Regions from separate parts of the Homo sapiens genome. Here region 1 is linked to region 2. Evidence: chromatin contacts called from ENCODE Hi-C or POLR2A ChIA-PET data. All regions are on one chromosome and are shown on one strand. The core of a region is the stretch at or near the end of the contact, and the rest is flanking DNA. Distances in the headings are between cores, read along the strand shown.

Evidence for each region. Hi-C counts contacts between places; a loop is a spot of excess contacts on that map. ChIA-PET counts read pairs that join two places held with the same protein, here RNA polymerase II (POLR2A).
Region 1: a map of vagina shows a loop between it and region 2 (4-fold over the local background). The contact joins two enhancer-like sites. A Hi-C loop is called at or near these places in 5 of 168 maps with a recorded cell type or tissue (adrenal gland, heart left ventricle, heart right ventricle and 1 more) and 1 of 37 single-sample maps with no recorded cell type. POLR2A ChIA-PET finds 5 or more read pairs at or near these places in 2 of 52 experiments (HEK293 and endothelial cell of umbilical vein).

What each region holds. Positions count from the first base shown.
Region 1 is chr7:33,927,939-33,934,116 of GRCh38, forward strand. All of the region lies in intron 2 of BMPER (BMP binding endothelial regulator), which reads left to right. Among named protein-coding and RNA genes, the nearest start is that of BMPER, 25 kb to the left of the region's middle. RefSeq lists a silencer at 4,970-5,236. Within about 2 kb of position 4,386, at least 4 of the 41 ENCODE cell types and tissues checked have a DNase peak (open chromatin) inside an H3K27ac peak, as active enhancers do.
Region 2 is chr7:33,773,283-33,779,510 of GRCh38, forward strand. No RefSeq gene overlaps it. Among named protein-coding and RNA genes, the nearest start is that of FLJ20712, 50 kb to the left of the region's middle. RefSeq lists an enhancer at 1-268. Within about 2 kb of position 2,604, at least 3 of the 41 ENCODE cell types and tissues checked have a DNase peak (open chromatin) inside an H3K27ac peak, as active enhancers do.

The DNA.
Region 1 (6,178 bases), core at 3,136-5,635, 160 kb after region 2:
TATTCATCATGTGCTGAAGGGCGCCCAGCAGTGTAAAATAACCAGAGGTGTTGAGGAAGCAGCCTGGCCTCCTGCGTGTGAAGCTGCATTGCTTTGCAGGGCTTCCTTCTCCTTCACCCCTGGCCTGCAGATTCTTCCCAGGAGTCTTTTGGAAGTGTTCTCTGCCGCACCGACCCCATCCCACATCCCAGCTGTTGGAGTCTCTTCTGTTAGGAAGAGAGAAGGGTTGACTGAGGCATTTGGGCCCAGTAAAGGCAGGACGCCACCATGAACCCTCTCGGTTCACATGCCTGGCAGAGTGAGTTGCAACCTACCTGTTGGTTTTTTGTTTGCTTTTGGGAACTGAGCACGGTGGCAGAGCTGCATCTGTGACAGGGCCCACGGGGCTCGATCCCTGGCTCTGCGTGTTCCCTCCATTCCAGTTACACAAATGTGCTGTTGCCAGCAGACCCTTTGCTTATACGACGCGCAGTCTAATAAAAAACAGGCAGTGCTACTCTCTTTTGGGCTACTATTTTTATTTGGTGGTTGTTTTTTTTTGTGTTCTGCCATCTCTAATGTTTTGGTTCCATTTCAAAATATGATTAAACAGAATGAGGAGCTGTTTGACACTGCCCTGTTTTAAATCAGACTTCTACTTGAGCAGCCAGGACACTCTAATGGCCTGTGTTTCTTTGTTCCGTGAGTTTCTTGAAAAAGCCAAAAAAAAAAAAAAAAAAAAAGCCAGACCTAAATCCTTAAACAGAATAGGACCCAAAACAATCCCTCCAACAAACTAAAGCCCATTAAAAAAAAATGGAATAGTTAGGTAACGTAAATATCAGAAGGGCCTCCTTATTAATCCCCCATTGCCTCTGCTGGCACGTGTCATATTTTCAAGGTATAGGATCAGGAGAACACTGTCATTTAGTGATGTATTAGGGCCATATATCATCAGAACATCGTCTTTGTAGGGGATATGGGTACTAAAAGACACGATTCTGGCCAGACAGAACCTCAGGGGGTCTTACTTCTTTCCTCCACCCCCCTGCCTTTTTCTTTAATCTCCCTCTGTTTTGTGTTGCAGAGAAGTGAATTTCTTCATGGGATATGACTTGTTGCAAAATAATCGGGGGGCCCCAGTGGGCTTCATAAAGTCTTTTTAAATGTTCGGGCTTCAAGGGCAGCTTTGTTCAGAGTTTGCACTGTGAGCTGGGCCGGAGGAGGCGTGTTTGCCAGGGCCTGGGTCTCTGGGGTAAAGACTCGTTGAGCCTAGACAGGAGGGAAAAAGAATAACACTCCCAGATGGAGTGCAATGAATTGCATGATGTTCTTGCAAGACATTTTAACATTAAGTCTACAAAATTATGGCCGTGGGATGCTGCAAGCCTCCCAAGAGAGTACACTCTTCTGCTCAAATCAAAGAAGAAATGAGAGGACTTGGCAGGTTCGGGTCCAGGTTTTGGTCAGCCTTGCAAATGACCAGGCACTCAGAGACTGGGACTTGTTTTGAGTTTTTAAGTCAGAGATTTAATCTGTCTTTCCTAAAAGGCATTATTTTTACTTCTGTGTTCAGAATGAAACCATAAAGCACCAAGGTTTATAAAGGTCTGAAAATGGGGTGCTCAACAAAGGCAAACATTTAAATTCTTAGCTGCAAGGGAAAGGTGGCTCACTTAGCCTCTAAATGAAGCTATATAGCATAGTGATGAAATCATAGGCTTTGATATCAGAGTCCTGGGTTTGAATCTCTGCCCTGGCTAGCTATGTAAACCTGGGTGAGCCGTTTAACCTCTCCGTGCCTCAGTTTACTTACCTATAAGATGTGATGGGAAGTAAATCAGTGCCTTCTTCAGGCTTGTTTGCAAGGGTTAAATGACAAAATACACAAAACATTTTCAGCATGGTGGGGCATATAATAGATTTCCTATAAATGTCAGGTGTTATTATTCTTAATAGTTCAGCAACCTGCCTGGAAAACACTATGTTACTTCATTGTTTGGTTAGAGATGGATCAGCTTTGTTTGTGGCCCTGACTATGGAAGGGATTTGCAAAAGCAGTGGAGGTTGGGGTTGCAGAAAGGTCTGGAAATGCCACTTTACGTTAAGGGCTTGAGGTATATTGTGCAAAGGGCCACAGTTGACACCTCCCATCTCTTGGACTAAACTCAGTTGGGAAAGAGGTCTTGGGTGAAACCACTTCTTTCAGCTGGGGAGTTTGGGTCCTTTTCCCTTTCAGCTTCATGTTCTTCATCTTAGAAATGGTTTTCTTCATGTTGTCTTTCTATTTTTTTTCAAGTTCTGTTGAGTTGAGAGACATGACCCAGAGCCTTGGACTTGTACACTTAGGGTTTGTGGCTGACCAAACTGCCTTTTATTTTTTTCTTCCAGATATTTCTGTGTAAGAGTTATGGGGAAGTCAATTTTACTATCAGTAATGAAGAATGAGCAAGCAAAAGCTTAATTAAAATAATAAATCATCAATCAAATTTAATACTGCCATTGGCAACCACTGGGCTATCTCAGGGCCCCCCTACCCATGCTCCATTATTATTTTCCAAGAGACTGAGAACAGACTTTGTCCAAAGGAGACAGGCTGGAGCAGGTATAAGCTTGCATTCTCTCCTGTCTGTGAGTTCATGCTCGTTTGCTCAGGATTTCCCCTGACCGAATGTTCTAGAGAGGTCATCACTTCATTTTACAATTTCCAATGATCAGAACTGCTGATAAGCAATGAAATCTCACTGGGTTCAGTGGCTCACAGCTATAATCCCAGCACTTTGGGAGGCCGAGGTGGAGGATCACTTGAACCCAGGAGTTTGAGACCAGCCTGGGAAACATAGTGAGGCCTTGTGTCTACAAAAAAATAAAAATAAAAATAAATTAGCAAGGCATGGTGGTACATGCCTGTAGTCCCAGCTACTTCTGGAGGCTGAGATGGGAGATTGTTTGAGTTTGGGAGCTTGAGGCTGCAGTGAGCCATGGTTGTGCCTCTGCATTCCAGCCTGGGTGATGGAGCAAGACCCTGTCTCAAAGAAAAGCAATGAAATCTGGCCCCTTTGGGTCTTTGGTTGCTGCCAACACACTTCTTTTTTCAGCTTTTGTTTCCGTCTCTTCATTCTAGAACCTTGGCTTAAAGTCTGGTCTGCTTACCCAAGTCCTGGGTAATCCCTTACATGGTACCTCTCATAGGTTACCTTGTACTAGGGCAGAAACGTGGCAGGAGACCTCGCCTGTTTGGCCCAGGTGGCCTGTCCAGAAAATCTGCAGACTAGCTTAACTACATACTAGTCTGTTCCTAAAGTCTCAACAGCCTATTGGAGCTAACCTAATTTGAATATGATACTTCTGTACATTTTAGTGCTGTGCTTTACAAACTAACCTTCCCAGCTGATCCCGTAAGCCAGGCTGGGAACTGGGTTCTGTTCCCAGGTCCACTGCTAGCTGCCTCTTTGAGGGATCTGAGACAGCCTCATTGTGTGCCATTTCTCCATCTGCAAATCTTAAGAAACCTGTGAGGATTAATGAAATAATGTCTACAGAGATCTTTAGAAGAAAGCTGCTATGTAAACCTGAAGTATTATTCTTCTGTTTATGAGAAGTGGTATAATATTGCCTGGGAGAAATTGTGACCTGGGTTCAAAAGTGCTAAAAAGTTCTCTTGGGCTCTTTGGGATCTGGAATTGGGTTACAATGGGGATACTTCAAGGAGAAGTTGACTCTTTGACTTCATACATAGAGAGACTAGAAATTCCGATGAGAATATACACGCTGATGTGGGATCAGCTTCCCCTGCTTCCTCCTCCTTGGGGCACTTGAAACAAGACATCCATATTCCTAACAACAAATTCCTATTTGAGCCATCTTGAGACTCTCCACATGGACCACTATTGTGTAAGTTCTCAGATAATAAAAATTTGAGTAAGCATCAAAATGTCCTATTTGTGCTCAGCAATGGTGATGGCTTTTGAATCAAGGTGAAGATCTCTTTCGTGCTTCTCACTGTGCCAGAAGTTACACCACAGTGTTTGTGTGATCTGCTGTTGTCTGTTGTCTTATTTTCCCCAAGAGCTTGTAGGTTTCTGGAGACTAGGAACCTTGCTGTATGATTTCTGTCTCCCTCCCGCAGCACTGAGTATAGTGATACGTGTGCCAAGGCTTTGTTTTTCAGCTTTAGAGCCTCCACTGCTAAGCAACTTTCCCTCTCAGAGTCGCCAGGCTGGGGCATCTATCCCAGGAAATTGGCTATTTGGGATGAATGTGGGTCTACCTCCAGGGGTATTTGTATTTTGGTGGGGAATTCTTGAAGGCAGCAAAATCTGTAAGCTCCTCCCCAACAAAGACTACCGGGATGGAATAACAGGGCACCCCGCCACTTTATTCCCAGCAGTCACACTACCTGGCCTGTGTGCTTCATTGACATATTGAGTATTGTTCACTCGGGCAGAAAAAAATACCACAACCTCACAGCCTTCTTAGTTTCCTGAAAAAAGATCTGTCACTTTGAATTTGCTAGTTTGCCAAATGACAGCTGTTTGCCTCCCAGGCAGGCTTTGCTGTCATCAGAGACAGGGATGGAGGGAAAATAATGCCATCATCTAGGGGAAGGGTCTTGTGTTGATCTTCAACATGGCTAACCAAATGGACGATCAGCAGGCAGACACGAGGTATTTTCATTTTCACTCTTATTTCAAGAGATTTGTGATGGTGTTTCATAGTCTAAAAATAAAGGATCCGCCCGCAGACATTTCTCCCTCCACTACCCTCATCATATTAGCTGCTGCGTTTTCCTCTCCAGATTTTGATTCTATTATTTTTTATTATAAATGAAAGGTCAAGGAATACTTTTCGTATTCCATAATAGGATTGGTTCTGGAAGAATCTTTGAAAAAAAAAATACGTTCAAGACATTGGGGCTGGGAATAGAACGGAAGCATCTCAAAAGCATGTTTTTCTGGTTAAGGAAAGCACACGAGAACGTTTCACAGCGGTGCTCTGCTATCTTCTCTGTACCCCTCCGCCCTACGCTCATGGGAGAGCTCATTTCTCTCCCCATCAGACACTGGGAAATACTCCCAAGGCTCTGGCAGTCTCAAGGCTGCAATTCCTGAGACCGGGGACTCTGTGCTGCCATCTCGTGGCAGATCTCAGACACAGCAAGCTGGCTGCCGGAATCCTGTTTGAACTTGGCTTGCGGCGGGAGCTGTGGTTTGGCTCAAATCCTTATAGAGCTTTGTTGCCAGTCATGTTGATTTTTAAAAAATGTTTTACTCCCTATGCCCCCCTTTTAGTTTTTCATGTTGGCACTTCATTTAATGTGCCTCCAGAGGCTACATTTTGGGTTTTGATGTGTTTGGTCAATGTTAAAGAATCGGTTAACTATCTTCCTGAAAGAAGGCAGTAATGCAGACAGACGCCTTTGACAGCAGGTAGACCACTGGCTGGCAACCGTAGAAAGAGGGACACACGGGAGACTAAGAATGAAAGATGCAGTAAGGTTTATTGCTCTTATTCATTGGTTAGGTTTTTTTTTTTTTTTTTTTTAGAGTATTCTGACCTTTTCCTTGAGTGTATTTTTGCTACCATTTCTCTTGTTTAGATCTGGAGAGACTCAAACTCAAGCTGGGATTTGGGGAAAAGTGTTTGAGGATGCCAGTCTGGCTTTCAGAGGCATGATAGGCACATCTCTGTTGATATCCAAATTGGAACAACTTTCCTTGTTACCAGAAAACAGCTGGTGTCTGCAGACCTTCCCATGGTTGGCCATGACACAGGCCCCTGGAGTTGCTCTGCTTTCGTTAGAGAGTTCCTGTCTGGAGCCACCAGGAAGACACCAATCTCCCCTGGGGCCTGAGGGCAGGATCATTATTTTGTTCTCTTCTGCATCCTGAATGCCTGGGAAGGCATTTAAATGACAGGCCTCTATTTGTATTCCAGATCTGTGTCTTGGGTGACCCTGGGCAAGTTTCCTAACATTGATCCCTCCTCTGTAAGATGGCGATCATTGGGAATTTTTGGTGAAAAAAATGCACATAAGATTCTTAGCACAGAGCCTGAACACACAGAGAATGAGTTCAGTAAGTGTGAGCCAGTATTAGAAAATGTTTCTTGAATGAAGATGTGAACGGAATGAGCCCTGAACTTGAGTCACAGTGGTGACACATAGTGCATGTGGGGATGAGGCAGCCCAGGGGGTGAG
Region 2 (6,228 bases), core at 1,354-3,853:
CAGTCCCTAATTCTGAATCACTGTGTGATTTGGTCATTTGCCTATATAGCAAGCTCATTATTTTTCAACTTAGAAAATGTTAGGGAGCCATGGTAATGATCCAAATCCATTTAGGTTTGGCAAGCCTGTAAACTTTCAAGCTCATTGAAAACAAACCCAAACAACAAAAGATAACAAGGGTTGACAAGGATATGGAGAAAAGGGAACCTTGTACACGGTTGGTAGGAATGTAAATTGATACAGCCATTATGGAATACAGTAGGTTCCTCAAAAAATTAAAACTAGAACTACCATATGATCTGGAAATTCCTCTGCTGGGTATATATTCAAAGAAAATGAAATCAGTTTCTCAAAAATACATCTGCATTCCTATGTTGATAGCAGCACTATTCACAGTAGCCAAGATATGGAATCAACCTAAGTGTCCATCAACAGATGATTGGATAAAGAAAATGTGGTGTGTATACACAATGGAGTAATGGAGTACTATTCAGCTTTTAAAAAGAAGGAAAAAAGAAGGAAATCCTGTCAAGTGCAACAACACACATGAATCTGGAGGACATTATGCTAAGTGAAATAAACCACACATGGTAAGACAAATATTATATGATTTCACTTATCGGTGGCATCTAAAACAGTCAAACTCATAGAAGCAGACAGTAGAATAGTAGTTTCTGGGAGATGCTGATCAAAGAGCAGAAAGTTTCTGTGAAGTTCTGGAGAACTAATGTACAGTATGGTGGCTATAGTAAATGGTACTGTATTATATACTTGAAATTTGCTAAGAGAGGAGATGTTCTCACTATACACATGCACACAAAGCTAACTCCATGAGGTGGTAGATATACCAATTAGCTTGATTGTGATCCTAATTTCACAACATCTACATATATCAAAGCATCATGTTGAACACTGTAAGTACAGAATATTTTTTGTATATCTCAATACAGCTGAGGGAATAAAGACAGAAAACAAAATGCAAGAGGCTTGAAAATGGTCAGTGTAATTTGGAAATGAAGGGAAGGTTTTGAAACAGACTCTTTTCATCAAGAGTCCCCAGTGTCCTAGTGATATGGTTTGGCTGTGTGACCATCTTGAACTGTAGTTCCCATAATCCCCACATGTCATGAGAGGGACCTAATGGGAAGTAATTGAATCATGGGGGTGGTTACCTCCATGCTGTTCTTGTCACAGTGGATGAGTTCTCACAAGATCAGATGGTTTTATAAGGGATTTTTCCGCTTTTGCTCAGCACTTCTTGTTCTTCTCTTTCTTGCCTCCATGTGAAGAAGGATGTGTTTCTTCCCCTTCCGCCATGATTGTAAGTTTCCGGAGGCCTACCCAGCCATGCAGAACTTTGAGTCAATTAACCCTCTTTCCTTTATAAATTACTCAGTCTTGGGTATTTCTTCATAGCAGCATGAGAATGGACTAATACACCTAGATTCAATGTGGTTTTAGCTTGCTTATCTTGAAGATGATGATGAAACATCTTCTTGCCACTCTAGGCCTATGGCAAAGTGGTTTTCAGGCTGTATTCCCGGGAATCCTATGGTTCCTTGGAGGATTCCCCATGGAGATCCTTTTGGAGGAAGGGTATGGTTAACCTGGAGAGGCTCTCAACAGTCTTTCCCTCATACTCTTCACCCTTGCAGGCCTCCACTTTAATCAGAACACCTCCACTTTTATTGCTTTTATGTATTGACTTTCTCTATTTGCTTTAGCTTGAAGCAGTTACATTGCAACTAACACCAATTTTTAAATCTAGGCTATGGGAATGGTAGCTCTTGGAATCCAATACAAAAAGCCCTCCCACAACGAGAATGGCCTTAAGGTTAATGACTTGGAGAGTTTCACCTGAGGGGGTATGAGCAAAGATTTAGGGAAGCATGTTTCACTTTCCAAAATCATGTCAGCTTTCATGACTAAAAAAGAACAAAACCATTGTGAACACAGAGCACATTAGAAAAAGAACAAAGTGTGGCAACACCACCAGTGAGATCAGACTGCGTTTAGCCACAGACTCACTGATTGGAGTTTTCTGATGAGGCAGACAGAGTTGTGGAAGGCTGCCAGGAAATTCTGGACATCAAATTGCTTTTGCTAAGCCAGCCCAGCGGTGTAGTAAAGAGCTGAGGAGTCCCAGGAGAGGGTTGGGAAAGGATCAGTCTCTGTTTCTTTACCCCTGATGTGGGCCTTTTTCGATTAGGAAGTTGAGTGTAAAGGAAGTTATCGGGGGTGAAATCAACTCAGCAAGAAACCTTTTTAGACCAAAGCCCAAGGAAAACTAATAAAACCAGTTGGGCTGCTTCATGCTTATCATACGTTGTGCATGTATGTAGATCAACTGGCTTTACGGCAAGCACAAACACCCCAAAACAAAATCTCAGTTGTGCAAAAGGATTTCTAAGTCCCCAAAGAATGATGGCTGGGTTCTTTCAAGGAACAATGGCTACATGAAACTCTAGTACATCAAATATCTGACACACTATTTCTAAATTAATGATTGAAATGAAAAGTTGCTTAAGGTATGAATTGGGGATTATATTCGGCTGGGAGAAACCGAGGCCCCCAAGGCAGAGCCCTACACAGATGACTGGTTCAATTTTTCTTAGGTAAGAAGCAGTCTGTAGCATGCAGCTGTGATCATGGAGTTGTCCTCAGGGACATTGAGATCCAGGTTCTTGGAGTTCTCTTGGCTTTGTTTACCACTGACCAAGATTATTCCCACTTCTCCTCTGGCATCTTCCCCATGTTCTAGGCAAGCAAAGGGGGCAGATGAAGCATGAAACAGCTGGAGACAGCTGAGTCTGTGCTCCGTCTTCTTCCTCTGCTCCTGTCCCCACATTTTAAGGAGATTTTCTGAAAACTTCATCCAATGACTTCAGCTTATATAACTTCGCTAGAACTATATCACATGCTATTCCATCTGCACAGGAGGAATGTACGTATTGCCTTCTAGCTGGGTATGGTGTTGTCCGCAACAAAGGTGGGACCCATTTCTAAGGAAGAAGGGGAGACAGCATAACAGTTTGACAACCAGCAGTGCCTGCCAGACCTATCAGAAGATTCTCTCCTTCTGGCTCCTGGGGATACATCCATACTACCTCCTGGCCTGCTCTATTCCACTCTTTAAATTACTGTACTCAGCTCTTGCTGTGGTTTTCTTTTGCTTTTTTTTTGTAACAGATTCTGCTTTCTATCTATCTTTTTTTTTTTTTTTTAAATTGAGATGGAGTCTCGCTCTGTCACCTAGGCTGGAGTGCAGTGGTGCAATCTCAGCTCACTGCAACCTCCACCTCCTGGGTTCAAGCAATTCTCCTGCCTCGGCCTCCTGAGTAGCTGGGATTACAGGCACATGCCACCACGCTTGGCTCATTTTTTTGTAGTTTTAGTAGAGACGGGGTTTCACCATGTTGGTCAGGCTGGTCTCGAGCTCCTGACCTCATGATCTGCCCTCCTCAGCCTCCCAAAGTGCTGGGATTACAGGTGTGAGCTACTGTGCCCAGCCAACAGGTTCTGCTTTCTTTCATGACCTCAGGTTCCTCATTGGAATACCACCCCATGCAAATTTAGGTAACAGGCACATCTCTTCTCTGGCTAACAGTGCTTACAAGTGCAGCTCAGGCTGAGTCACATTGTTGAATTCAGGCCTTTGCAGATGAAGCAGATGGTGCCAGGCTTGGGAGAACTGATTGGTGACTACTGGGCTTCCTTGAAGGTTTTGCTGTCATAAGGTCAAAGGTGCACCAGTGCTGAGGTCACAGTTTGTTCACGTGTAGCCATTGTTCTACTGACACAGCTAAGAAGTGACGCACTTCTCACCTCGGTTGTGCTAGAAACTGCTCTTATTAATTTCTTATGAGTTCTCTGGCTAAATCCCTACAGCAGATGTTTAAAACTTACTCTACCTTCCAGAACTCTGACTGTATTCTTGCCCCCTTCTCAGTCATAGGTGACCTCAAATCTTACTTTACAAAAAAATTTAAAAAGATGAGGTCATTTGACTTGAGCTATGTCCTTTGCACCCCAGAAATCACTGTATTTTCACCCTTTCTCTTGTTTCATTTTGATTTTGAGAAATCTAGTCCCTTCTTTGTTCCATTGCTGGGCTCTTCCCATAGCTCTTGACACCATCCCTGATGCCATCCCTCTTACTTCCTTAGTGCCTTGTGTCACCATCTAGCCCTTTCTTTCTTGCATGTTCAGTCCCTTCATTTCAACGGGTGCCTTCTTATTTGCTTACAGACCATGGCTACTGTGGTCTAGAGGAAGCTTCTCTCTGTCCTGCTGTCCCGTAAGTTCCTGCTTATTCTCTCCCTCACTCTTTTTTCCAGCAGGTGGCTGCATCCCGGCACCCAAGGGCCATCTCCTGATCTCCTGTGGGATGGCCCTCTCCACACAGCATACACGAGCACTCTCTCTCTCTCCCTCTCTCTCTCCCTCTTTAGGTTCTAGTACCCACTCCCTCCCTTTCACACTTAGGAGTGGTAAGTGCCTAGGAAACAAACACACACACACAAACACACACGAAGGAAATCTAAAAGTTAGCAGCTGCTTGCTCTGACTTTAGAGATTATGAATGATTTTAAAAAGTATGTTTCTTTATCTTGTATATACTTTTTGATTTTTTTACGCCAACCATGGGTTGTTTCATAATCAGAAAAAGAACATAAACTTGGATAAATGTCCATCTACTTGGAAAAGCCAAAGAGAGAGAACAGAAGCCAGGAGAAGAGGGCTCAGACTTTGTTCTTTTATAACTCACTAAATAACATTAGACTGGGCTACTTCATTCATAAAAATCTATAAAATGGGAAACAGACCACTTACTTTCCATACATCCCAGGGCTTTTATGAAGATTTAATAAATTAATCTATGTTAGAGCAATTCTTAAATTATCTGTGGGAAGGACTAGTTTGTTTCTTTCCTTTTTTAAAAAATAAATTAAAGTCTGTAGTTATTTCTGTTTCCTTAGGTTTTTACCAAATGTCCTTTGTCTGTTCCAGGATTCCCTCCAGGACACCACATTGCATTTTCTCATCATGTATCTGTAGCTCCTCTTGGCTGTGACTGTTTCTCAGACTTGCCTCTTTTTTGATGACCTTGACGGTTTTGAAGAGTACTGGTCAAGTATTTTGTAGAATGCTCCATTGTTGGAGTTTGTGTGATTTTTTTTTTTTTTTTTTTTTGGTCATACGAATGGAATTGGCTGGGTGCAGGCATAATGGCTCACACCTGTAAATCCAGTGCTCTGGGAGGCTGAGGCAGGAGGGATGCTTGAGGCCAAGAGTTCAAGAAAAGCCTGGGCAACATAGCAAGGGCCTGTCTCAACAAAAATAAATTTTAAAAATTAGCCAGGCTTGCTGGTGTGCACCTGTATTCCCAGTTACTTAGGAGACTGAGGATGGAGGATTGCTTGAGCCCAGGAGCTTGAGGTTGCAGTGAGCTATGATTGTGCCACTGTACTCCAGCCTGGGCAACAGAGCAAGACCCTGTCTCTAACATTAAAAAAACTGGAATTAAGGGTTATTAGCAGGAACACTACAGAGGTAAAGTGACATTTTTATTACATCATATTTAACGGCACAAACTATCAGCATGACTGTTGATGTTGACCTTGATCACCTAGCTGCAGTATTTGTTTCTTTTTTATTTCCATTTTACATAAGGTCCAATTGTGTACAACATAGTTGATGCGACAAACAACTCACCATGCAAGCTCAAACAAACGAGGTCCCTAGTCACTTGCTTGGAGGTTTTGGCCATGTCAAATTGCCATAGAGTTTCTAAATGCTTACTTTCAACTTTCCTAGTTACCTTAACACAGACCGGGAACAATGCACAGACAGGCCTGGGGCTGTGGCCACACTCTGAGTGGCATTGCACTAATGCACACATCACAGAAGGTTTCCATAAATAATTTTAAATCAAACGAGATGATTCAGAAACAAAAGGTAAATTTGGTTGGAATCTTGAAATTATAGCAGTCAGGGTGCGAAGAGGTATTGGTGAGAATCCTTGGAATCCCTTGTCCTGCAGATGCGGAAGCTGAGTCTTGGGACATGTGAGACTTGGGTGCCACATGGGAACTCAGCAGCAAGCTGACACTAAGCCCAGGTCTCCTGTCCCCACCAGGGGTCTTCCCACCATCTGCTGCTAATCAGAATCATTTCAGGTCCCCCACGAGGAAGAGCAGGGAAGAGCTCAGTGTAGGGGGAAGGGGG